Regions from separate parts of the Homo sapiens genome. Here region 2 is linked to region 1. A link is a loop called in an ENCODE intact Hi-C map of the cell type or tissue named here. Cell type or tissue: HepG2. All regions are shown on one strand. Links, peaks and the distances in the headings refer to the core of each region. The heading gives the core; the rest is flanking DNA. Region 1 overlaps PARD3B (par-3 family cell polarity regulator beta). Region 2 has its middle 60 kb from the start of PARD3B.

Region 1 (13,116 bases), core at 3,422-8,421:
AGAAAAGAGGATGCAAAAGAAAGCAACAGAGGTAGAGCTGACAAGCCTTTACAATAAACTAGATGCAGGCTATAGGCAAACAGGGTTGAAATATATTAAATATGTATGGCATATTAATTCTGAATTAATTTATAAATAAATTGTATACTCAACTGTTTTGTTATACTCAACAGTTTGGTCTATTACCAACCTTTTCTTAGCAATGGTGGTGACTACGTAAAAGCAAAATTCATGTTAATTTATGACTGATGAATTTTCGTAATAGAAATTATAGATACAAGCGCCAAACTGCTTGACACATCAGAGAAGAAAAGAAATAAGATTACAGAAATTTAAATTCTAGGTTCCAGAGTCTGATTGTGCCATTTACTACCTGTGTGATCTTGGGCAAGTTACTTACAATTTCTGTGATTATTCTGGAAATTAAAAATAGGGATAACACTAGCTCTTGTCTTCAGGATTGCTTTAAAATAACGTAGAATAAATAAGGGCCAAAGACATTCTGGGCCATTGCTAGTCATCAATGATTAGGTTGTTACTATTGGGTGAACTAAGTTGGTAGCCTTTAGCAACCAGAGAGGAGACATGAGTGTAAAATTACAATTCTTAGATATTTATCCCAAAGAACTCGAATCATCAGACTGATAGACAAACTGAAGAATCTTGAGAATAACTGTCACAACCAGATAATTATTAAGTTTCAGCACAACATTTTATACAAATAGTTATCATAAGATGCAATATTCCAAAGCTGTTCCAATAATATTTTGACACATATAGGCTAGAAGTAGTGTAACACAGTGGAGACTTGGTCCCCGTGGAAGCTGTACTAGGAAAGCAAGTTTAAAAAACCAAAGCTCCCAAGCAGATACCATGTATGCGCCAAGCACTATGTTGGCCAAAGGAATAATAGAAGTAAGACCACAGACAAACCACTTTAGGCACAAGTTTTAAAAGTCATTTCTTAAGAACACTGGCTGAACTTTGTTAGAGCCTTCTCTAATTTGAAGTACAATATCATTTAACCTCTAGTTTCTACCTTTACTGAAGTGTATGGGATGGTGTTACCATACACTAAATGGCCCAGCCTCCCCTGCTTTCTAAGTTTCTGTTTTTCCTGCCTGATATGCTGCAATAGACCAACAGTTCCTTAATGCCACTTCTCACCTGGAGTGAGAGTCTTTCCTAGGAGGTGAGATATTTTGGGGTTAGCACAATGATTATGTGCATCTATCCGTGCCTCTTTGGACTTGTTCTCTATCCACATTTTAAATGCCAAAGATTATTAGGTAGCCAATTTGCAAACAGGTGAACTGTTATTTTGTCTAAGCTCAATACCGCCTCAAAGGATCCTGAGTGAGACTGATATGTCATTAAGCATCCACAAAGCATCACTTATAGTTACTTCTTAATCTAAACTGCCAAAAAGTAAGGTAAAATGAAATTTGGCAGGGCCTTCTTTCCACAATAGACATATGGACTATAAAGAAATCTTAAGATTACCAAGGTTGTCAGAAAAATAAGAAATTCTTTTTTTCACCTTTTTTTTTTTTTTTTTTTAGATGGAGTCTTGCTCTGTCACCCAGGCTGGCCTGCACTGGTGTGATCTTGGCTCACTGCAACCTCTGCCTCCTGGGTTGAATTGATTCTCGTGCCTCAGCCTCCTGAGTAGCTGGGATTACAGGTGCATGCCACCACTCCTGTGTAATTTTTTTGTATTTTTAGTAGAGATGGGGTTTCACTGTGTTAGCCAGGATGATCCTGATCTCCTGACCTCGTGATCCACCCACCTTAGCCTCCCAAAGTGCTAGGATTACAGGCATGAGCCACCGTGCCACTTACGTATTTTTTAAGAAGAAGAAATGGCAACACAATTTTTTCTAGCAACATCAAAAGTATAAATTGTCATAAACTCTGCAGAACAATACCAATTAGGCATCATGTAGAAATATTGAAGTACATTAACAGAATTGTTAAAGCCGAACCCAAGCAGTACTAATCCTCAGCTAGGATTTTAACTGATTATCTCACTTTTTTACCTTATTTAGTAATGGTGGTAGAGTCCCATTAAAACAGAGATTACATATAATAAAGCTGTTTCTGTGTGTAGTAAGTGGATTATGGTTATAAACTGCATTGCTGAGATAGTTTAAAAGAATGCTCTAAATGTGAGAGCTCTATGGGACAAATTATCTCCCTGGGCACTGTTCATGGACTTATCCTTCTAGTAATGAGGTATTGGATGAAGCTGGGGTAAGACATTTTCTTCTCGTCCTTCCTAAACTTGCCATTTTTTGGCCCTTCATTTTAATGTTCTGGACATCAGTGAAATTTAAGACAGGAACTGCCTTCTACATTAATAAACAATTAAAATATCTGGATTATTTCAAAGGAAGAAGATGATCCCTAGGGAAGAAGCAGAAAGTGAAACAGGGTGAAAGAACTAAAAACCCTTCTTCAGGGTTCTGAAGGTTAATAATACATTAGTTACCCTTTTATTTACCCTGAGACCAACTAAATAAACAGGAAGTATATATCAAAATTACATACAGCAAGAGTCAAGTGTAGAAAGTAAAGCTGTCTTTTTCACTCATTAATTCAGTAAGTATTTTTGGGAATCAAGTTTGTGTAAGATATTATACCAGATACTACTAACAAAAACACACAAATAAAAATCTCCCAAGTCCATGTCCACTAGGAGCTTACAATCTATTTAGGGAGATAACTAGGTTTATCTAGATAGCTAGTTATTTCCCTAGATAGACTATAAAACTTAGTTAGTTATCTCCCTAAATAGACTATAAAATCGCTAATAACAACATAAAGCAAAACAGGTTTTAATTACAAAATAAAATATGAAAAGTAAATGTATAAGATGTCTGCAAAGATTAATGTAAGTTTGAACAGTCTGAAGAGATCTTATGGAAAAAGAAAAATATAAACTTCACCTGAGTTTAATAAATCACTTATTTATATTCCAGTCCAGTTAGGTAAAACACAAAAATGTACACATACACACCCCTGAGATTACAGGGAAAAAATATAGAGAAACATGTTTCCAAATATAAATTAGCCTTGTACAAACAGCACTAAAGATGTATAATAGAAGAAACTTTGAAAGCTAGATCTCTCTGACAGAGTTCGGTTTTGGAAAACACATTAGCCATTGATGACAGGAGCCAAACCTGTAGTATTAAACCTGTCTCAACAGCAATAATCGTGTGTATTGCAATGAAATAGTATACTTTCACACCTTCCTCTGTATAGTCTCAGAAGAAAAATCTCATTAAAACAAGATATTTGCAACGAGATTATTCCCAAATAAGTGGCAGAACACGCTCAAACTTTTTGGAGTATTCAATTTAGTGCCTTTTACTGTAGCAGTGAAAATAAGACTATCACTCAAGATAGTTGTTTGCCAGCTACTTTCAGAAAAATCTTCACTGTAATTCTTCATAAAACTTGCTGCCCCATTGTATTCTCTACTTTGAAACACATTCACGCCTCAGGCATTTAGTTGAATAGTTAGCAAGGGCCAGGAATAAACTACAGAGCCAGCAACGACAATGATGATTCCAACAGCCTCACATATGAAACTAATTTATTAAGACATATCAGAAACTCTTGGGAATGAAGTGTCTGCTAATTAGGCCAACACAAACAGATTCCCAAACCTTAACACAGTTTTTCCAAACATCTGATGAAGAACTTTGATTTATGGGCTGTCCAGGTGAAACCTGAACAGATGGTATCTTTTAATAATAATTGACACATGAGTTTGTTAAGGATTTCAGTCTCTTGAAAACATGCAGCTCTGTAGAGGAAAACAAAGAGGCACATTTTTAGAGTTATCTACCTTGTCTTTATCTTCAACAACATCTGCCAAGACATCATCTGGATCCAGGATTCCTCCATCTGTATATTCTAAGTGATGAATCTTCACCCAGTAACCAGGACCCTATAGTAGAACAAACACAAGTTTAATGACCTAATCTATGTTAAAAAGTTAAACACATTTTAATGTTAAGAGACATAAGTTAACTTGTTAAAAATATGTTCTAGTAATCAAATTTTTAAACACTGAAAACAAATGTTATCTATTTATTTGGAAAAAAATACTTGGCATTTTTATCCTGTTTAACTTAAATCGGAGAATCAAGGTATACATATTTCATCAATTTTCCTGGAAGGTAAATTGCAATGCAAAAATAAACTGTTTGAAAAACATACTCAGGGAATTTTTATAACCTACAACTCAGGTAATTCCAAGAATACTCTGGAAAAGAAAGATCTTCTTGAGGGTACTTTCTGAAACTAGGAATAAAAGTCCAAACAGATTCCAAAGCTGTAGGGAAAAAACCCTAAAGGCAGAATCTGTGATGGTAATAGCTATCACTACAAAATATATAAATGGAATGGGTAGCCACCAACATCTTCACCTGTTTAAATCTCCATGTTCAGCATGCAGCCTCACTCTGAGATATGCAATGATGCACAGAGCAGGAGCTCCAGCCTCGCTTGCCATTTCCTGCAGCATGGCAGCAACTCAAACTGTGTTCAGAGTTGAATGGGGAATTCACTGAGTTGGGGTAGTAATTAAAGAGATGTTCAACTATCGCTTTTTAAAAAACTGCTTACTTTTAAAAACCGCTTACTCTGATTCTAGAATTTAGAATTAAATAATCTAGCTCATTCAGTTACTTACGTACTGCCTATTTCCAGGATAGCTATGAAAGTGAACCATTATAGCGATGGGACAAGAACATGAACCAATGAATGAAGTGAAGAAAAACATGAGTAAGGTTTTACCATAATCCCCAAGCTATAATCAATTTGGTTCTGTGAGTCTTAGAAAGCCCCTCAAAGTGGGAAACTTTTGAGCTATAATACACTTGGTATCCAATAAACGAACAGATACCAGTTTGTTAAAAAAGAAAGATGGAAATTCTTCTAGGATACAGCTCTAAGCCTTTCCCATACAAATCTTTATTAGGGATAAGAACTAATATAACCCACGGAATTCAATTTCAATTTCATAAAAGCTAATAGAAATGGTTGTCATACAGTCTTCTTTTTAGCTGACCCCCAATAAACAGTAAGGGCATACTATTAAACAATACTTTTTTAAGGCATCTATTTGGAGAGCTACTAAAATGTGACCCAAGTACATAGCTTTCCAGTAATACAACTTGGTAAAGTGATAGGCTTTAAAAATCTAAAGGAATTCTCCTTAGTTAGGCTTTAGACATTTCAAAATTAAGTTCTCCATACAGTATTGAATTTCAAGTAAAATAAAAGGAGTTTTGTTTACTTCTAATACTGAGTTTATAGGTGCAAACACCAATGATTTACTAGGAAACTTTAAATGCCTGACTCTGTGGCACAGATAGAGATCTCAAAGATATAAGCAGTGGGAGTATAATCAGGTAAGAAAGACACACAACTCTCATTATTCAGTTTCTTTAACCAGAGGTCTTTGCCAACCCGAAGTAATTGTGCTGTAAAAGATGAGCTAAGTATAATAGGCCAGATTTCAAAAAGGGAGGATCCTAGCATAGAGAAAACTATGTAATGGCCACTGGACAATACAGCTCTCCCCCAGCAATATTTGGGAATTAAATCTTTTTTGTTATGGCCATGCCGCAAGCAACATATTTCTTCAAATCTACCCAGGACTTCTGACGGAAATATTAAGTATTATTTATTCCTTGTAAAAAGTCTGCTTATAAAAAGAGTTCAATTTAATTAATTTCTATAAACTTCCATTGAGTTTTTTGATATATTACCTAGCTCTGTAGATGAAATCTGTTGATTTTAACCATGTTTATAAAAAGTAATGTATTCTAAAGAGTTTTCTTTATAGTATATTTGTACTTAAAAGCAGGCATCTATCAGTTATCTGCTTTTTTCTCAAGTTCAGTTTGTAAAAGCAGATTTTATCACCTACGATGGAGGTAAATAATCATCCTTCACAACTGCAGTAAGTTAAAGTACACCTTCCTGCCTAGAGGTGGAAACACAGAGAGAAGAAAACCAAAGAGTCCTAATTTAAAATAAAGTAACTCAAAAAATAGCCAAAGATAGGATTTGATCAGTGGCAAAGGGAATATCAAACAAATGGCAGCAAGATGGGGTTGCCGCATCACATCCATTCCTCCCTCACGCACACTGGGATCCAAGACATTGTGGAAAATAAGACACGGAGTTGAAACTAAGACACTGTTCTCTAATTTGATTCAAAAGAGCTCAGAACTAAATGAAGTAAAAAAGTATCTTGATACATTTTGGAAACATGTATTTGACCCAAAAATTTTAAGTGAAAAACATGGTGTCAGAATATGGAAAGACTACAATTTGAACTCCCTATTCCACATTGATATTGCCATTTTATACATTCCAAAGAAGAAAAGAGTAGGCTAATGATGGGCATATATCTACACCTAACCCTGAACAAAAACAGACAAGCCATAGGAAATCAGTCTCAGGGTTAATATTTTACACATCTGAGAGGGGGCAAAATGTCAATAAACCACAGTACATACCAACTGTGATTTTTGTCCCCATGGTATTTTGGCCATGGTGCTATTGATCACTCAAAAATGTACATACAAAATATGCAACCTACAGCCATCGTAAGACCATAAATTTATCCTGACTCTTTAATGCATGTAAAAATTTCAACCATTACATTGCAGTCAACATTTTGCATTTCATTTACATGGTTTTATTGCCATCAGGAATAAAACTGATCAGATATGAAAAGGTGTTCACATATGTGTTCTGGTTCATACTGTCACTGGGAAAAAATTACTATATTTTTATGATTATGACACTTAACTTGCCTTTATATTGCACAAGTAACTGTGGTACACATAGCTTTTAAATTATTTTGAAAATATCTCTAATATATGTGTTCATTTTGCTATGCAATGTCTTATTACTTATACTCCTAGGATCATTATTGAAAAATAATGTTATAATTATGTTTTCTCCACTTTTGACATTATTGTATCTGTTTTTAAAATAAAAGAGTTAATTTAAATGCTACTAAAATTTTAAAACTAAAACTAGCCTATGAGAATGAATTGCAAAAGGAAAGCAAAACAAAAACACAGGCATTACAGGAAGAAGAGTTATTTTTAATGATCAAATGTAAAAATGGTTCCAAATAGGCTTTAATACTAATAGCACCAAAAGACCTTCACTATGGGTAGATGACATGAAATTTTACCTTATGCATTAGAAAATTTACATTAACCATGTTTGAAGTACAATAATTTTCCACTTGTAATACCTAAAGGAGTAGACTGGCAACCCACATACTATAATGCTGTGACTACCATGAACTGGGATTATGCCAATAAACACAAGAAAGGGAAAACTTGGAGGGGCCCAAGCAAGATGCCTGTAGTCCAAGAAGAAAAAACAGCCTGCAATGGCAGCGAGGTCCCAAAGTGGGGAGAGTGCTGCAAAGGAAAAGCCGATTTTTGGAGAGGGGCTACATGAATTACAGTTCTCAGCCATGCAACTGGTTTCCTGGTGGCTTAATGTTTTTACTAGAAGAATCTTACCTACTGGAACACAACAGCAATGGTCAAATGGAAGGTAAAAACAAAACGGAATTTTCTTTATAGAATTTAACTTCATGAATTTGGTGGCACATATCCACAAAATGAGATTTTACCTATAGGTCAGGTACTATAGGTACTATGTGTTTTGTATGATTAACTCATTTATCCTCAAAATGCCTCATAAAACAGTTAATCCATCTTACAGATGAGAAAACCAAGGTAGGTGAATTAACTTTCCGAAGTTCAGACACTGAATAAGCAGCAAAGCCAAGGTGGGATTTTTTTTTAAACACAGAAAATATTTTGTTATTAAATAACTTAATACAAAGCACAATTACCAAGGAATCAGGCAGGGAATCAGGTCCATTTCTATCCCTACATAAGCATACGTACCCAGGCAAGTTGCCATTATTCTGGGCCTCGGGTGCATCATCATTAGTGAGCCTGGAGACTGGATGGCCTTTTGTATGATGCACCTCATAGAGGTCAAAATGCAGAGACATGGGGGGTGACAATGGAAGGCCCCAAATTCTTTGCTTAAGTGGGTCTGTCCCATGCTTCACAAATGAGAATTAAGTGGGGAAACCTTCAAAATATAATCTTCATAATCATAGACTTAAGGGTTTTGGAAACAGTGGAAAAAGATCTTACTGCCAAGAATAGAGAGGGAGTTTGAAGCACCAGAAATTAGATAGAGAATTACAAAAATGTACTTGCACATAACACTTAATTACTTTTATAATAATCTCCTGGGGGCATTCTCCCCTCTACCCAAGACCAAATGAGAATCAGATGCCCCACAATGCACCCAGGAAGGAGAAGGTGACAGAGCATGTCTGCAGACTGTTTGGGGCAGACAGAGAACAGGAGCCTCTGAGTAGCCAGCCACAGAGCAGTGCAGGGAAAAACAAGAGTTTTGGAAAATGACACCCAAACAAAGCCTAGCAGAGCAGCACTGACACGTGAAAGGAAAGAATCAAGCCAGAAAAGGCAGTGATGAATATACAGTTTATTATGAACCAGCCCTAACTGGCTTCAGAACACGCCTTCACCTTCCTAAAATAGATCAACCAAGTGTAAACTTCAGGAGAAAAGCCTAGTAGAAGAACATGGGCTGAGGCTGTTTGAATTAACTACAGTATGTTTCCAAAGAATTCAGCAGAACTAGAATGGGACCCGGAGTTTTTATGCTGGGTTGAAAGTAACACCTAGCAAGTCCAATAGAATTATAAACCTTTAATTACATATAAAATGAGGGAGAATTAGTCCATACATATATTTACTTCCAGATCTAAAAATCTATGATTCTATCAAAAGAAAGTTGGTATGGCCATACTAATCCTAATATCAGATAAAGGAGACTTCAAGGAAAGAAGTATTAATAAAGATAAAGTGGGATATTCAATCATGATAAAAGGCTCAATCTAACAGAAAGATAACAATGTTAAATGTGTACGTACCCAATAATATAACTTTAATACATATACTGTCAAAATGAACAGATCTTTAAAAAATATTTTAAAAACATGAATTGGGAGACTTGATAGGAAACAAAAAATTGAAGAAGATATAAATCATCTGACTGACACAAGTAACAAATGTAGCCTAACTTATTTGTATTATATTTGCACACACACACACAAATAGTGTAACCGAAAAGATTAGAACATACTTTATAAGTGTACATGGAACGTGTACCAAATTTCAAAGGTCTGAAATCATTTAAAATATGTTCTCTTATCACAGTAGAATCAACCACAGAAAAATATCTCAAAAATGCCCAGCTGTTTGGAAATTAGGAAATACAGTACTGAAAAATCCATAGATGAAAAATAAAGGCAATGAGAAAATACTTCTAGTAATTAAAATAGCAAAAATGTGTGGAATGCAGGTAAATCAGTGCCAAATGTGTCAGTTATGGTCTTTAATGCACATATTAACAAGTAAAAAAAATTGATCAAAAAGCTAGAAAAAAAACAGCTAATGAAATCCAAAGACACAGTGAAGAAAATAAAGAGCAAAGAACAATGAAATAAAAAAACAACAAATAAAAATCAAAGTTGGTTTTATGAAAAGCTTGACAAAACTAGTAAATTCATAGCAGAACCAATCAAGAAAAATAAAATAAATTTCCAATATCAGGAAGGAACAAAGGCAAGCAAAACCATTATAGATCCTACAGATACTGAAGAGAATATTCTAAAAACCTTGGACCTATAAATTTAACAATTTTTATAAAATGAACGAATTCTTCGAAAAATACAACAAAATGGACAGTAAAAATACAAAATATGATTAATACAAAAACAACAAGAATTAAATTGAATTTATTGTTTCAAAACCTTCCAAATGTTTCTTCAAAAGGAAAATTCCAAGCTCAGATGACATCACAGGTAAAATCTTCCTAATATTTAAGGAACAAATAATGCCAATCTTTTATATAAATACTTCTAGAGACTAGAAAAAGAGAAAAATTCTCTCAGCTTTTTTTAAAAAAGATAGCATAAATTTGATACCAATATCCTTACAAGGATATTACAAGAAAATAATATCCCAGTCTCTCTCTTTCTCATGGATATGTAGGTAAAAATCTACATATGTAGGTAAAAATCTTAAACATTTGTAAATCAAATTCAGTGATGTCTATAAGGAATAATACATGATAACCAAGTGGAAATTATTACAGTCATGCAAGAGTTATTTAAAAGTCAAAAATCAACCTAAGTTATTCATAAATTAATATAGAAAAAATGATAAAGATCAAATGATCACCACAATGGATGCAGAAAAAGCATTTGAGAATAGGCACCACCAAATCACAGTATAGAAGTATCTTAGTAAATAAGGCAAACCAATAACTAAACAAAGAAAACCAGTTAAAGATTAAAAAAAATTAAAAAAAAATTGTAACATTTACAATAGCATAAAATCAAATACTTATGAATGAGTCTAATGAAAATATGCAAAACATTTATGATTTAAAATTATAAAATATTAGGAAAAATTAAAGAAGACTATCATAGATTGAAAAGCTCACTATTGTGAAGATATTGATCTTGTCCAAATTGACTGGGGTTAGGGTAAGGATTGTGAGAATACAAAGCAACTAGAATTCTAGTACACTAAGGGTAAAAGTGTAAATGTATACAATCACTTTGGAAAACTGGCAGTAACTGAACATAAACATGCCATAAAGCTGAATGAACATCACACATAACTCAGCAATTCCACTTCTGGGTATACATCTAACAGAAATCTGGGTATATATCAAATCCTGCTATGAATATATACCTAACCAAACGACACACAGAATATTCATAGCAGGATTATTTTTAATACCTAAAAATCTGGAAATAGCTCAAATATTCGTAACCAGTAGAATGTATAAACTACAGTATGTCCATGCAATGGAATACTATACAGCAAGAATGAACAAAACTACAAGTTTATGCGACAACATGAGTAAATCTCGCAACATGAAATTGCATAAAAAGAGCCAAATACAAAACAAGCACCTTTTGTATGATTACATGCATAACAAGTTCAAAAAGAGGCATAATTAATTCACAATGTAGAAGTCACGAGACTGGTTACTCCTTGTGAGGGGGAAGGGTGGTGAGTAGAAAGAGGCATGAAGCGGCTTCTAGGGCAATGTTCTATTTCTTGATCTGTATGTTAGCGATACCGACAGGAGGCAGGGAAATACTGGATAGAAGAGGGCAGCTCCCTGGCAAAGAACCCACCCTCGAGCCTGGAATCTGCAGCCCTAAATGAAAACAGTTATCCGTTTTCCAGCTCAAATGCTACTTTTTGGCCCACCCAGCCTCCGTATCTCGTGCTCCTATAAACCTCAGAGCTCAGCTGGCAGAGAGACAAGCGGCTGAACATCGAGAGGAGAAGCAACTGCGCATCAGAGACTAGAAGCAACTGCGCATCAGAGACTAAGGCTAGACGCGGCTTAATGTCAGACCACACGACTTCGGAGACGACCCGGCTGGAGTCAGCCAGGCTTCAAGGAAAGACTACTTTCTTCCCGCACCATCCCCGCTCTAGCTCCTTTTCCACTGACAGCCACCTCCATCAGTCAATAAAACCTCTGCATTCAACATCCTTCAAGTCCGTGTGACCTGATTCTTCCTGGATGCCAGACAAGAACCCGGGTACCAAGAGGGCAGGGTATATGTCACCCTGACTCTCCACTGAGCTGGTTAAGGCTTAGCTCTCTGTTGAAGGCAACAACCAAAAGGGCATTGTTTGTAATACACAACCTCTGGGGCTCCAGAAGTTGCGGGCAACCACTGATTGCTACCACGGGCCCGGTTACTGGGTTTGGTCCTGCCAGCACCTAAAGGCACTTGCCCCAGGTCCTGCACCTGCTCACCTGCGTGCTCCCCCTCCCACAAGCGGTTTGAGCTCGGCTGCAAAGGAGCCACCCCTCATCGCAAGTCCTGCGAGGGAGTCAGGGACTCTCCTGTCTCACCAGCTATACTTAACTTGTGTACTTTTCTGCACGTGTGATATACTTCCAAGGTATTTACATAAAAATGAAAATAATATCTTTGCTTCCAAAAATGTGACTTTTTCAAACTGAAATACCTAATTGTTCCTTTTGCACATGCCATCTCTACAGCTAAACAAATGAAGACCACCAAAAAGCTGTTCAGAGTAAGTCTAGTTTCCTCAGAAGAATAAGGACAAATCCTAAAACAAAAGGAGTGTAGAAGTCCCAGAAGATGGGAAGGCCAGGTTATCCTACCAATAGAACATGTAGCTAACTGACTACCAGTTATTCAACATTTCTAAGAAGCCCAGGAGATGCTTAGTTGACCACAGGCTTTAACAAGTCAACAGTGATGAGTCTGCTAAAAATATTATTATTACCATCTTAGGCTATGATAATACAAGGACTGTGTGAGAACAGAACAAGGAATCGTTTCACTCTGTGCCAAAGTGGTCCCACTACATTTAGAGTATTTTGTCAGATTTGAAGAGACCATCATTAACTAACTGGAGATGACCCATGTGACAGTAACCACAAAGGTTAAGGAGATGGAAATACATCTTATGATGAGTGAGCTGAATTAATTGAGGCTTGTCTAAATTGGAGAACAAAAAGGAAAACACTTTGCTATTTCAAAGACAGAACTACAGTTTACAGGGCACTGAGCTCTTAAAGTTATCAGGTAAGGTAAAAATTACTTATTAAAATTAGTCCTAAAAATCCCTTAGGGAGACACCACAATGGAAGTGAACATACGTCCTCTGAATAAGGCCAATGCTACCTGTTTTTAATCTAGACTTGGAGTATTCATTGTCTTTTCAGTTGAGCACCAGAGGAAGTATCTGGATTACACTGGAGACTATATTTTATGTAAAAGTTTTACCTTAAACACTTAGACCTCCGTAAATAAGTACATGAGAACTGAGACAACAGAGGTAACAGCAGAGAGTTAAATGACCATAGGAGATCTCCAATCCAACTAAAAGCCTTCCACATAAAAGAGAGATTTGGCTTTTTCTGTGCTGTTCTAGAAATGATACATAG
Region 2 (13,116 bases), core at 4,108-9,107, 200 kb after region 1:
GGTAGGTTATCTGCCATATTTGGGGATTAAAACCAACCAAAAATATACCTCTAAAAGGACCTGGACCTCTTTGAGGGTCTTCTAGGCAAATCCTAGCAAAATGATGGTGGGCCCAAAACAATTTCTTAAGAGGAATGATGAATGAATTATGGATGCTTCACCAAGAGGGGGAAAAGACTCAGTAGGGGACCCATTAGCTGACTCCAATGGTTTGGAAGAATGCCAGGTGTTGCTGTCCATGTGATGAGCCAGCACACAGGCTCTTTTGATCATGACAGAACCCTCAGCACCTTGAGCTGATTTTTATTGTTTGGAAGTGGGTTTAGTCTCTGGGATTGATGAGTAGGGTTGCCATACAGCACTTTCCCTGGAATTCAGCCAGCAGCTTGAATCCAGCTATGGCATCATTGTCCTGGCATTTGGTTTCAAACAATAGCATTCTATAAAAAAGTATTTAATTTAAAACTAGAGGAAAGATCTTTACTGTTTTTCTCTTGGCTAATGGGAACTTCTTGTCAAAGCAATAAATGCTGAAAAATTATTAAATTTTAAATTAATAAGGCCATAGGAAAGGTATCTGCCCAGTGGGGATTTCCAGCACAGTCTCAGACAAGGCCTGCCTCACTGTTCCAGCAAGTTTTCAGCAGACTCAGTGACCTTTTCCTAAGACCCTCTGCAATCCATGGGGTGCTTGGTAGAAATTTGTACCTCCATGCTTGTCAAACTACAGCCATTCAGTGAATATAATGGATGGTACAATAAAATAAATTATTTAAATAGTAGTAATAGAACAAAAAGCACTGTATGTTTTTGGGGATACAATATCATTGCTGGAATAAGCAATTCCTTGAGCAGTAACTAATGCTAATGGGAAGACACTATGGCTGCATGTCATTCTCGGAGTTACTCTGATTCTGAGGTTCAAAGCTACTATTGTACAATCTGGGACTTTTACTGGTCTGCAAGTCTTAGTCTTCAGGGTACCTACACTCAGAAATCAAGTAACCTCCTTTTGTCTCTGTTAGAACTTTCTCATGCAAGCTTAGTATGTTTCATTTCATGAGTAATTGACTCGAGAATATGATTGTGACTTGCTATAGTCCTTCTTGTCACCTGGGCAGAAGCCTGCAAAGGGATAATATCCTAATGGATTCACCCTTATTGAAAGTCAGGTTTTCAGTACTACAGTTCCAAACAGCAGTCCTTATTTTTTCCGCAGAAGAGTGCTACGAATCAAACGCATAACAAAATGATTTATAAACCAGAAAATTAATTTCCATGAAAGTTCAAACCACCTCCTTGGACCGGAGAGTCATTTTCTTAGATTGCACATCCTGTCTCATTAGGCAAATCTACATGGGAAGGCACTTGGTAATCCGAGGGTCACTTTGTGACTAGGTCATCAAAGTAGAATGATATTTATCATTTAATGGCATCAAGAAAAAGTAGTTAACACTTATTGAATGCTTACTATGTATTAGGTACCTCTTGCAGGATCATGATTCACCTCTGTGTTCTTTATGCATTAGGCAGTGTTCTAAACATTTTTACATATTAACTTATTTTATTATCCATTATGTCAGTATTATTATCATCACCCCCATCTTACAGATAAGAAAACAAGCCCAGAGGGGTTAGGTAACTTGTCTAAAGTCACTGGTAAGTGGTAGAACTGGGATTTGAACATAGACTTAACCCCCATTTTTACCCAATACACTCCCTCTGCTCCTTGGGGATGCATCTAATACACTTTCATTCACTGATCAATGGGCCTCTCCTCCCAGGTGAGTAACAAGAACTCTGAAAACGTTGCCTCTCACACTCATTTTCTGGATTTCCAAGCTGCTGATCCCATAGTGTTAACACATGCTTTCTTAGAAAATGTTAACACCACTGATTGGTCATTGCCAAGATCTGATCTTGTTGCTTTCAATTTGAGCCATATCTCTCAAGGTGACTTTTCGCGTATCAGATCTCACTTACCTTGTGCTGACTATTAGTCTACCTCCTGGAACCCTGGGAATGCCCCTCTAACAGTATGGTCCACACTGTATTACCTACAGTTATGTTCAAAAGTGTCAGGAAAACATGCACACAGTGAAACACATTGATCAAAAGTTAAAAGGGAAGAGACAGCGTAGAAAAAATTTATTTCTAATTGGAAGAAATAGGACTAACATTCTCAAAATAATTAGAAAACCAGTAAACGCTAAACCACATGGCTCAATAGGTATTTAGGGAAAGGAAAGAGCTGCACCTTTCTTTTCAGGGATACAAATTTTTGTTTAATGTGTCTTAGAAATTTGGGAAGATACTCTTAACTCTCAAAAAATCAGCCCTTAGAGGCACAGCAGGTAATTAGGTTCCACCTAAGGTTTGAGATCTCCTAGATTTTAACCTTAAACATTTAGCCCATATGCCATTTTAACAAATCATAACAGTCCTTATAGACAGTCCTGGACTCTTTGCGAATATGATCTGTCAATGCGCTTTCTTTTTATTTAACTTTTTCTGAGCACCATGCTCTGCAGCACATGGCTAGTAAGAAGCAGTTACTGAAATCTGAGAACTATCAAAGAGGTGGAGAAAGAAATGGGGGTACAAACCGTACATAAGCCAAAGAGACAGCTTACAATTATTCCTTCACTTCTCTGAGAAAAAAAAAATAGCACACATCAGTGGAACAGGCACTTGCAATGACAGAATTCTGTCAATAACAATTGGTGGAGTGTGTTCTATTTGCTCATCAATGCACTTTTTGATAACCAGAGTCCATAGCTGTGCTTACACAATGGCAAACATATTGCTCATTCTTAACAGCCAGGGGCTTCCAAACATCTCAATATTTATTATAACACATGAAGAAAAAGAATTTTCAATGTCTTTCTCATATTTTATTAGAAGGTTTTGACATTGTGAAGGCAATATCTGAATCTATGTTGTGTGACTCAATGGCTTGTATACATTAAATATTCCATTTGAAGGCTCCATAGCAAGCTAACTTTGCTTATTCCTGGAATTATTGTGCAATTACTGTGGTACTTAACTACAGCTAGATGTTTTAAGTATAGGTTAGTGCAAATGTAATTGCGGTTTTTGCATTTGTACTAACCTAATAGTTAGCCGTAAAAGGTAAAACAGGTATTTTAAACACATTTAAATCATCTAAATATTCCTATTGGAAGAAGAAATGACCATATTACAAATCAGAAGTAATATCATCCTTCAGAGAGAATTTATGATTAAATACACTTTAATACATAGAACAACTGAACAGCACAGAAAAGAAGTAACTGGAGCGCAGCAATGATATTTAGCCTGTATATTCTCACTGGTTGCTATTAAGTCCTGATTTGTTGGCTCTGTTCTGATTAGTGAGTGTCTGGTTCTGGTTGGTTGATTCCTTTCAATTGTTAAATATTTGGATTGATTTCTGATTTCTGAAGCAATTGTTAACGATTTTGAATATCATCTCTACTTGAAGATATACTATAATACCATAGAGCCAACAAACTCCAAATTATCAAAGGGTTGTTATAAAGCAACACTTTCTCTAGCAATAAAAAGGCACACTTGGATATATTTATATTCTAAAATAGGTATCATAGAATAAATACCACAATGAAAGTCACACAGTGGGAAAATAAGTTGTAAACTTAAAATCAATGGCTTATGTATAATGATAAACACACAGATTTACTATGTGCTAACCACTGTTTTAAGCACTTTACATATCTTGGCCCATTTACTTTTCAAAGCAACTCCATGGGATAGGTTTTATTATTATCATCTTTATACAGATGAGAAAATTGAGGCACAGAGTGATTGAACAACTTACATGAACTTACTAACCAATAAGGGGCAGAGACTAAGTTCAAATCCAGGAGTTTGGCTCCAGAGCTATGCTTTCAACACCTATTCTCTCTGTCTCCTTTAAAAAGATATGTAGAATTCAAATAAACATACAAGTTAATAAGTGTTCAAAAGCGATAAAGACCCTTTCAAGGGGCTGGAGTCCGTGTCCTGACTGCAAGTTGTAAAAACAGTCTACAACCTTGCAGTGATTAATTGCGAAAGAGATGAATAGAGAGTTAATACATGAAGAAATAAATTCAGTAAATAATTACATTAAAACCCCAATCTTTGTTGAGATTAGAGAAATAAGAATTAACTCATTCAATAAATGTCTCAAATTAGCAAAAATGAATAAATATGAAGAAGCTGAATTTCATCAGGGCTATGAGAAGGCAGGCTCACGTCCAATGGCTGTTGCCGTAAAAAATTGACTAAAGCTTTCTGGAGAACCATTTGGAAGTAGGTTATGAGAGCTTCTGAACAAGAGTTTATTTTTCTTTCATGCAGGAATTCCAGTTTAGGAAAAAAATGCCTCAAAGAGAATAACCCAAGGATGACATAAATGAGTGCTATCTTACAAAGATGTTTGTATCATTGATGTATACAATGGCAGGATTTTATAGTGCCTGAGATGCACTACAAAAGGGGAAGAGCTAGACAAGCTGTGGTATGTTAAGAATTCAGAACGTCATTCTTATTAAAATAGTAAAATAAAAATTTGTGAGATTTATCCATATGTAGAAATATATAAGTGAAAAAAATGAATCTGAAGATGAAATACACACACTGATGGCAACTATGGAAAAACACATATGCATTATTTGTTTAAGGCCTCGGAAAGAAAGGGATGGATGTAAGAATTGAGTATTGGTGTGTGTTTGCCTCTTTATTAATCTTATGTTACTTAGATTCTCATTGGCTTGCTCTCTTGTGTGTGACAAAACAAGTAAATGAAATAAGGAAACACATTTCTGAAATGAACTCATTTTATCTAAACTAAATTACTCTCTCTGTCTCTGATACGATCCTATATGGAGCTGCCTGGGAACCCTATCTGATAGCAAACATCAGGATAGGGCACATGAGGAAGAAAAAAGGAGAAGTCAATGCATGTAAGGTCAGGAAAAATAGTCTGAGCATTCATCATACTTGGCAGAAACATACATGCAAGAACAACCCCACCCATAACTAGTCACAAATGGTCTGCCAAATGAAAGACTAAAATAGCAGCATATGTTGGAAATCTTGCTGTCTTTATGATATGCAGAGAGACATTTTCTTTCATACATTTCTTTCTTTTATGCTGCTGAGATCCAGCCTGCCATTTGCTGTGATGTCTTTCAGACTTTTTCTGGGCAAATTTTCGACTTTCTTCTCACCCTGCATAGTGATCTTCAGCATCCAGGCTGAATGTGTCTGTTTGATATTTCAAAAATATACGTGGTCCACCAGAGCCTCTATTTCCATTTAGTTTCCTCCAAACTCCTCACCACCACCACCATCATTTACCATTTACTGAATATTCTACATGTAGTCACATTTGCTTCAGTTAGTGTCATTATGAATATTAAAAATAGAGTTTTGAAAGAAAACACATATACCCCTCTGTGCTGTACCTTCCTCCAAAAAGCACAACGCTGCATAATTTCTCAGATGCAAACTCCATTTTCATCTTGCCAGCAATTTGGCGGTTCTCAAAAGGTTACTGCTCTGAATTTGTTTTCTTTGTAGTCTTGCAGTCCATTTGTTCTGCCTTAATGCTGAAAATCTATGTGGGATCTCGACCTCCATATGCCATACACCAGTAGATTTACCCTTTTCTTTAAAATTTTCCTCTACATTAACATAAGAAGAAGAATGTGTTTCATGATTTGTTAAATTGGCATATGGGCTAAATGTTTAAGGTTAAAATCTAGGAGATCTCAAACCTTAGGTGGAACCTAATTACCTGCTGTGCCTCTAAGGGCTGATTTTTTGAGAGTTAAGAGTATCTTCCCAAATTTCTAAGACACATTAAACAAAAATTTGCATCCCTGAAAAGAAAGGTGCAGTTAATCTACCCGGCCAGTTAGTGACCTTGCCCTAAAGGTAATTCCACCTCAACTTTAATGACCACATAAAAAGGAATGAGCCAAAGTCATAAGCCAAAACCAAAAAAGTAAAAGCTGGTCCTACATACAAAATAATGGGGAGATAAGCACTTAAGTGAAAAGTAAACTTGCTCTATGTCTGGCTGTTTCCTGTGTGTTTCCTACGCATGTGACCATTTTCTACACATTTATGTGTTGTGTTTTCCCATGTGTTTATCTTGGTGCCAAGGTTATTAAGGCAAGTTCCCCAACCTCAAGAGATTTATTTCTAATTGGAAGAAATAGGACTAACACTCTCAAAATAATTAGAAAACCAGTAAATGCTAAAACACATGGCTCAATAGGTATTTAGGGAAAGGAGAGGGCTGCTGAGCTGGAGAAGTAGGGATGTTTCATAGAGGAAGCAGAGTGAGAGGTGGGCAGTGGAGAATAGGAAAGACAGAGATGAGCAAAGAGGAGATGAGAGGAAGATAGGCTGGTGCATAGTGATGGTGTTACAGGAAAGGGGTCTGATCCAGACCCCAAGACAGGGTTCCTGAACCTTGCGCAAGAAAGAATTCAGAGTGAGTTCCATAAAGTGAAAGCAAGTTTATTAAGAAAGTGGAAGAATAAAAGAATGGCTACTCCATAGACAGAGCAGCCCCAAGGGTTGCTGGTTACCCATTTTTATGGTTATTTCTTGATTATTTGCTAAACAAGGGGTGGATTATTCATGGCTCCCCTTTTTAGACCATGTAGGGTAACTTCCTGATGTTGCTATGGCATTCGTAAACTGTCATGGTGCTGGTGGGGGTGTAGCAGTGAGCATGACCAGAGGTCGCTCTCATCGTCATCTTGGTTTTGGTAGGTTTTAGCTGGCTTCTTTACTGCAACCTGTTTTATCAGCAAGGTGTTATGACCTGTATCTTGTGCTAACATCCTATCTCATCCTGTGACTTAGAATGCCTTAACTGTCCGGGAATGCAGCCCAGTAGGTCTCAGCCTCATTTCACCCAGCTCCTATTCAAGACAGAGTTGCTCTGGTTCACAGGCCTCCGACAATGGAGTACCAGGTAGAGGGACAGCGGGGGCACAAGCCCAAGGGAAGAAAGAAGAAGGTAAATGTTGAGGTGGGCCTAGCTGTATAGAAGATCCAGGTAGGGAATGTGGCTTCATAAGGATGGGTGATGGAGGGCTGGACTCAGTGTGGTAGGCACTGGGGAGAGTGGTTGGGGCTTTCTAAGGGAAAATGGTACTCTAGGAAGAATAGTCTGGTAGTGGCTGGAGGCTGGTGAGTACAGAGATTAACGCTAGAAAGCTGCTCCCCTTATTCTGGAAGGTATGAGTTCAAAGAATGCTATTTTCTTGGAGAAAAAGAACAAAGGGGAAGTTTGAGAAACGCTTCAAAGAGGGAAAGAGAAAACTTGATGAAATCTTTAGCTCATAGCGGTTATATCTTGGGAATAAGGTGAGAGAGCAGATGGTATTGGAGATTTTGCATTTGATCTTATACACTGCATACAGTTCAGGATAATTATACATATGTGAATGTATATGTATATACATGTATATGTCTATGTGTGTGTATATGTATATATAAACATGTGTGTATATGTATATGTATAAACATATATGCATATATATTACTTTTAAACAAAGGTCATACATTATTTTTTATAGCAAATTTAAAAAATGTAATCATAAGATTTCGGGAAGACTTCAAAAATAATGACACTACTAACAAATGGGTTAACTGTAAGAAGAAGCTGGCCTCCTTTCTGGCAGGTGTATCTGGCATTAGTGCGCGCATGCACACACGCACACACACGCTCCTCTAGGTCTGATGTGCTCATCATGCATGTCCTTATTTCACCACTTTCTGCCTCTTGGATCCTTATGCTTTGTGGGCCTGGAGCTGTTTTGCCTCCTGCTCCCTTCCCTGATGTCTCTGCCACTCTATCTCTGATTTCTGTATGCCAGAAAGATCTGGCTTTTGCTGCTGCTACTTCTCAACTGTCAGGGTCTCCATGAAGATATTCTGCTGAGTCTCTCTTGAGTTTCTTCAGTCTGAAGTTACCACTTTCCTTCACATCCTACCAGAGGCGTGTGGACTACTCTGCGATCAATCTTCCACACTTGTCCAACTCAGTGAACCTGACTTGCAGTCAAAAGTGATCCACTGCTGGTGGGTTGGCTCAATGCCAGGACTTTGTTGACTGCAGCCTGGGGTGGATTAATGTTCAAGGAGTTCACATTCACTAACAAACAATCAGGCTTTCCAACTGATTTCATAATTTATAGAAGGGATGGCCCTGCCCCTGTAATATACGGCAGTGGCTTCATACATATGAATTAAGAGGCTACATACAAATCAAGCCCTAGAACCTTTAGAGGCTGCATATGTGCCAGCCGGTCAGGGGAGCTTGTGATACAATCAGTAAACAGTGAAGAGGCCAGCATTCTTTATCTAAACTCCAATATGCACACATGGCCTTGCATTAAGAAGGCTTTGGGGAGAATATACCACATTTTATGAGAATGGACATAGGGGTGGAGAAAAAAAGTGGTTGGAAGTGGTGATTTGGCCAATGATGATTATAGAAGAGCAACTGTTTTCTTAAAATAAAGTTAAAGATCATAATACATGACCACAATAGATGCACAACAGAAGACAAGGTGCAGCGTCTTGTGTGTCACTTCTACAGATTTTGCTTTTGAAACTATTAGTTGTGTAATCCCTCGTACGGACTTTTTGTTTCCTGAAAGTTCTGTGCTTTTTGAGCGGAATAATGTACCTACCGTATAACAGGATTTTATCTAATGCTTTTTTCACCAATGCATGCAAAAATAATTAAACTAAAAAAAAATCCCAAGAGCTTTAAAAATTATAACATAGTTTCCATATGAATTTGTAGGACAAGTACAATTTTAATTTTCCAAAAATGAAGCATTTAAATACAGCAAAATCTGTCACTTTTGAATAACTAATGAATGAATGTATTTTTTGTCCAAATCTTAAATATTTTGGCATCTTTAAAAAGACAAAAAATTTTTTAAAGTGAGATGAAAATCTATAATATTTCTGAGATTTTAAAAATAAAATCAGAATACTTGACAAAATCTTTTTAGTAATTTTATACTTTAGGAAATAATTTTGTCTCAAATAGTTGAGATGCCAGGAAATTCTAGGCACTGTACCAAGAGCTAGATGCCAAAGAAGTCATAAATAAGTCCTGCCCTCTTAGAGCTTATGTCCTAGGGGAGGAGACAGAAATCAAAAGTAAACACATACATTTGATAATGATAGAATATGACACTTGATATGAAGGCAATAAAGTGAGTGTTGTTGAGAAATCTCAGAAATAGGTGAGGGAGTGGTCAGTGAGAGCCTCTCTGAGGTGGTGATATTGGGACTGTGATTTAAAGCACGCAAATGAGCCAGCAATGTCCAGATGAAAGGAAGCATATTCCACGTGGAGGGAACAGCCAATTGCCTGGTGCTGAAGGTAGTGGAGTAAGGGCAGGAAGGGAGGCCCTGACCAGCTTTTGTGGGATCTTTTGGGCTACCATAAGAAATTTTCATTTTATTCTAAGTGCCAAAGAAAGTCATAGGAAGGTTTTTGAGTAGGAAGATGATCTGATCTGATCGACATGATCCCGTTTTCATTTTTAAGAGATCACTCTGGCTCCTTGAGGGAATTGGATTAGAGGGGGCAAGAGCTGGAATAGAGAGGCCCCAGGAGGTTACTGAGGTAGACTAAGGGAGAGAGGATGGTAGCTTGATGGAGTGGGAGATAGGAAGAAGGAGAGAAGTAGATGTGCTTGAGCACATTTGCAGATAAAACTAACAGGACTTGCATATGGACTGACATCCAGAAGAGAGGAGTCAAGGATGTCTCCTAGGTTTTCAGCTTTACCAATGATGCATAGTGGTGCTATGTACAGGGGTGGGAAGTCTGACAGAGGAACAGGCTTGTGGGAGAGGAGGAGGAGGATCAGGAGCTCTGTTTTGAATCTAGCCTGAGATTCTTAGTTAACATCCAAGTGAAGATGTTAAACAGGTAGTTGGATATGGAGTTCAGAGTAGTCTGTGTTTGAAATATAAATATGGAGACCACCAGCATGCAGATATAAAGCCAAAGGTCAGAATGAGGTTATCTAAGGACAGTGGGTACATAGACAAGAAGACCTAAAACAATCCAAAAAAGGAAAGGTAGGTAGAGAAATCTCCAGAAAAGGCATAAACTGGAAGATAGAAAACCATGCGTGTACAGTGTTCTGGACACAGGAGGGAAGAGTGATCATCTGTATGAAATACTGCTGAGAATTCAAGTAAGATGAAATCAGAGAAGCAGTCGTTGAATTTGGTAACCTCGAAAATACAATTTCAGTGAAGAGTGAAGCCAAATTGAAGAAGGTGAAGAATGAATGAGAGATGAAGCTATAGATGCAGCATGTGTAGCAACTCATTGGAGGAGTTTGGATCAAAGGAGAAACAGGAAAATAGGAAGTAGCAGGAAGGGGAATGATGAGGTCACAGAGGCTGCATTTTTTTTTTTTTTTTGCAAAGACTGCACATATTTAATACAGAATTGGCTAAATAAATCATGGTACTTCTACACGATGCAACTACATAGCTGTAGAACAGAAGGAGGAAGCCACGTATGAACTAAGATGAAATCATCTCCAACATGTCCTGTTAAGTGAAAAACACAAGTGCGGAACAATATGTGCAGGGTGCAAACTTTGTTTTTAAGGGGGAAAGAGGAATATACATATTTGTATGTTACTACACAGATGCATGAAGTATTTCAAGAAGGATAAACCAGAAGGTAAAAATGCTGGCTCTCTATAGGGAAGAGAATGAAGTAATTTGAGTACCTTGGGAAAGGCGGACTCGACTTTGTAAATCTTTTTGTACTTTTCAAAATTTGTAGGACATGAATGCCTTCCCTTTCAAATAAATTAAATAAACAAACAAACAAATAAAAGATAGTCTCAGCTAAAAGCTAAAAGTTTGAGTGATTGAGTAGAGAAAGAGACACAGTTTCATGGTGCAGGAAATTGAGATGATAAATAAGGAGCAAAGTCTGGTAGAAGTGGGAGGAGATACATACCAGAGCCCTGGTGGAAGCAGCCCACCAGGCTTCCTCCCACCAGACAGAAGCAGGGACACTTTCCTGCACAACAGAAGAGCATATAGGTTTGGATATTTGACAGTGGGAGGATGAGTGTGTTTTGTTTACTTGGTATTCATTCTGTGAGTGAAAGAAGGGGCATCAGCTAAGAGTTCAGGGGAATGGAAGAGGTGGGGAAAATTTAATGGTCTCAAAGGATGGGCTATCCTCCCTTGGGAAACAAAATACATGATATCTGGGTAAAAGTGGGGTGGTCACAAATGCAAAAAGAAAGTAGTTAGGTTAGTTACTTACTATTTTCCCAGTCACACTGAGCTGGCTAGGTGTATGTCCAAGGAAGAGAGGTGATTGGGGTTGTGAACCCAAAATCTATGAGGTCTCAATCAATTTAGAAAGTTTATTTTGACAAGGTTAAGGATGTGCCTGTGATACTGCCTCAGGAGGTCCTGACAATATGTACCCAAGATGACTGGGGTACAGCTTGCATTACACAGGGAGACATGAAGCATCAATCAATATGTGTAAGATGTACATTGGTTCAGTCAAGAAAGGTGGAACACTTTGACGTGGGGGTGGCTTCAGGTCACAAGTAGATAAGAGACAGACTTTCAGTGAAAATACAACTTACATGTGAGGCGGGCGGGTAGAGGAACAACCATTTATGCTTTAGTCTGGTTCAGTGAATCTACATTTTTACATAAACAATAAGGCAGAAGAAGTAGTCAGATATGCATTTGTCTCAGGTGAGCAGAGGGAGGACTTTCCCGCACCTGTGAAGAGGATAAGCTATTGATATTTTAGGGTAAAGATCTTGAGGTCCACAAGGAATGTCCTGTAGGTAAATTTTCAGGGAGGTATGTAGCTTTTTTAAAAAAATAATCTTTGTAGCTATCTTATTTAGGAACAAAATGGGAGGCAGGTCTGCCTGACAGAGTTCCCAGCTCGACTTTTCCCTTTGACTTAGTGATTTTGGGGGTCCCAAGATTTATTTTCCTTTCACAGGGTGTTACAATTCCAGCATGACTGAGGCCAAGCAGAGAAGTTGAGAATGTTTGCAAGAGAGTGATTCGAAGGAACTTCGGAATTTAGCTGGATAAATTGGAGAGTGAAGACCAGGATAGGCAGATATGGATATAGATAGTTAAAAATAGGTGGTTTCCACAGATTAGGGGGTTTCCAGTACATGGATGAATCATTGCAATGGTGTGGGGGAGGGGGGAAGGGAGTTCAAAAGGAAGTGAGCTGGAAGGGCAAGAAATGGCATCTAAGAATGAGATGTGAAGCAATGACAGGCAGCATAGATCAGAACACACCAGGGGACGAGGTAGCTGAGAAGGATGGAGTAGCATGTTGGGGAGATGGAGAGGCACCACCACGAATAGACTGAGCTGTGGAATGAGTCCCTGGGATGAAACAACAGCCTGTGGAGAGCTGGAGAGCCAAACAGTGATCCGAGTGCTAGGGGACTTAGTGAAGGTGAGGATGGGGGGGTGGGGACTGCCGAACAGCTGATGAAGTGCAGTGGAAGTCATGAGTTTCCTCTGAACTGGAGTACTTAAAGGAAGAAAGGGAAAGGGGTTGGAAGACACATGGTGGAAAAAAGACCTAAGGAGTGGCATATAAGAAAAAATAAAAAGCACAACGGCCTCCACTTGTGGGGACTGTAGCAGAAACACGGCCCTCAGAAGAAAGTAAGACAAAAAGGGTTCAGGAGCAGTGAGAAGAGTTGCAGGATGCAGAGGCATTTCCTGAGCAGGCAGGCATGCCAGAGTGCACAGTGATATGTAACTGATATACATCTCTTACCTTCTTTAACCTCGTCTCTTTTTCATCCAGCCAAACGTCTACACCTTTGCACCTGGAGCTAAGACTCTTATCTTTTGACCTCTATCCCCTGGCTCGTTACAAATTCAGAGATGGGCCAAGTGGGGACCAGCCATGGCTCCATCTTAGTTTATAAGGTTTGGAGGACATTACCTGCAACTCTGAGTGTTCCTGGTGGTGACAGAGTATAGCCCCAGGAAAAGAGATTCCATGCTAGCCACATAAGGCAA

The links. Hi-C counts contacts between places; a loop is a spot of excess contacts. Peaks named below come from ENCODE experiments on the same cell type or tissue, not always from the same donor. Only the 100,000 strongest peaks of a DNase experiment are listed, where the experiment ranks them.
Region 2: it touches region 1 in a loop (2.4-fold over the local background); 2 of 110 quality-filtered maps call a loop at or near these places.

What each region holds. Positions count from the first base shown.
Region 1 is chr2:204,677,023-204,690,138 of GRCh38, reverse strand. It overlaps PARD3B (par-3 family cell polarity regulator beta), which reads right to left. Exons shown (of 23, transcript NM_001302769.2): 2 at 3,857-3,958. It overlaps LOC124907968 (a long non-coding RNA gene), which reads left to right and starts at 11,441. Exons shown (of 2, transcript XR_007088057.1): 1 at 11,441-12,754. In HepG2, for the core only: no CTCF peak of the experiment used is centred there; a DNase peak (open chromatin) is centred at 6,528.
Region 2 is chr2:204,478,929-204,492,044 of GRCh38, reverse strand. No RefSeq gene overlaps it. Among named protein-coding and RNA genes, the nearest start is that of PARD3B, 60 kb to the left of the region's middle. In HepG2, for the core only: no CTCF peak of the experiment used is centred there; no DNase peak of the experiment used is centred there.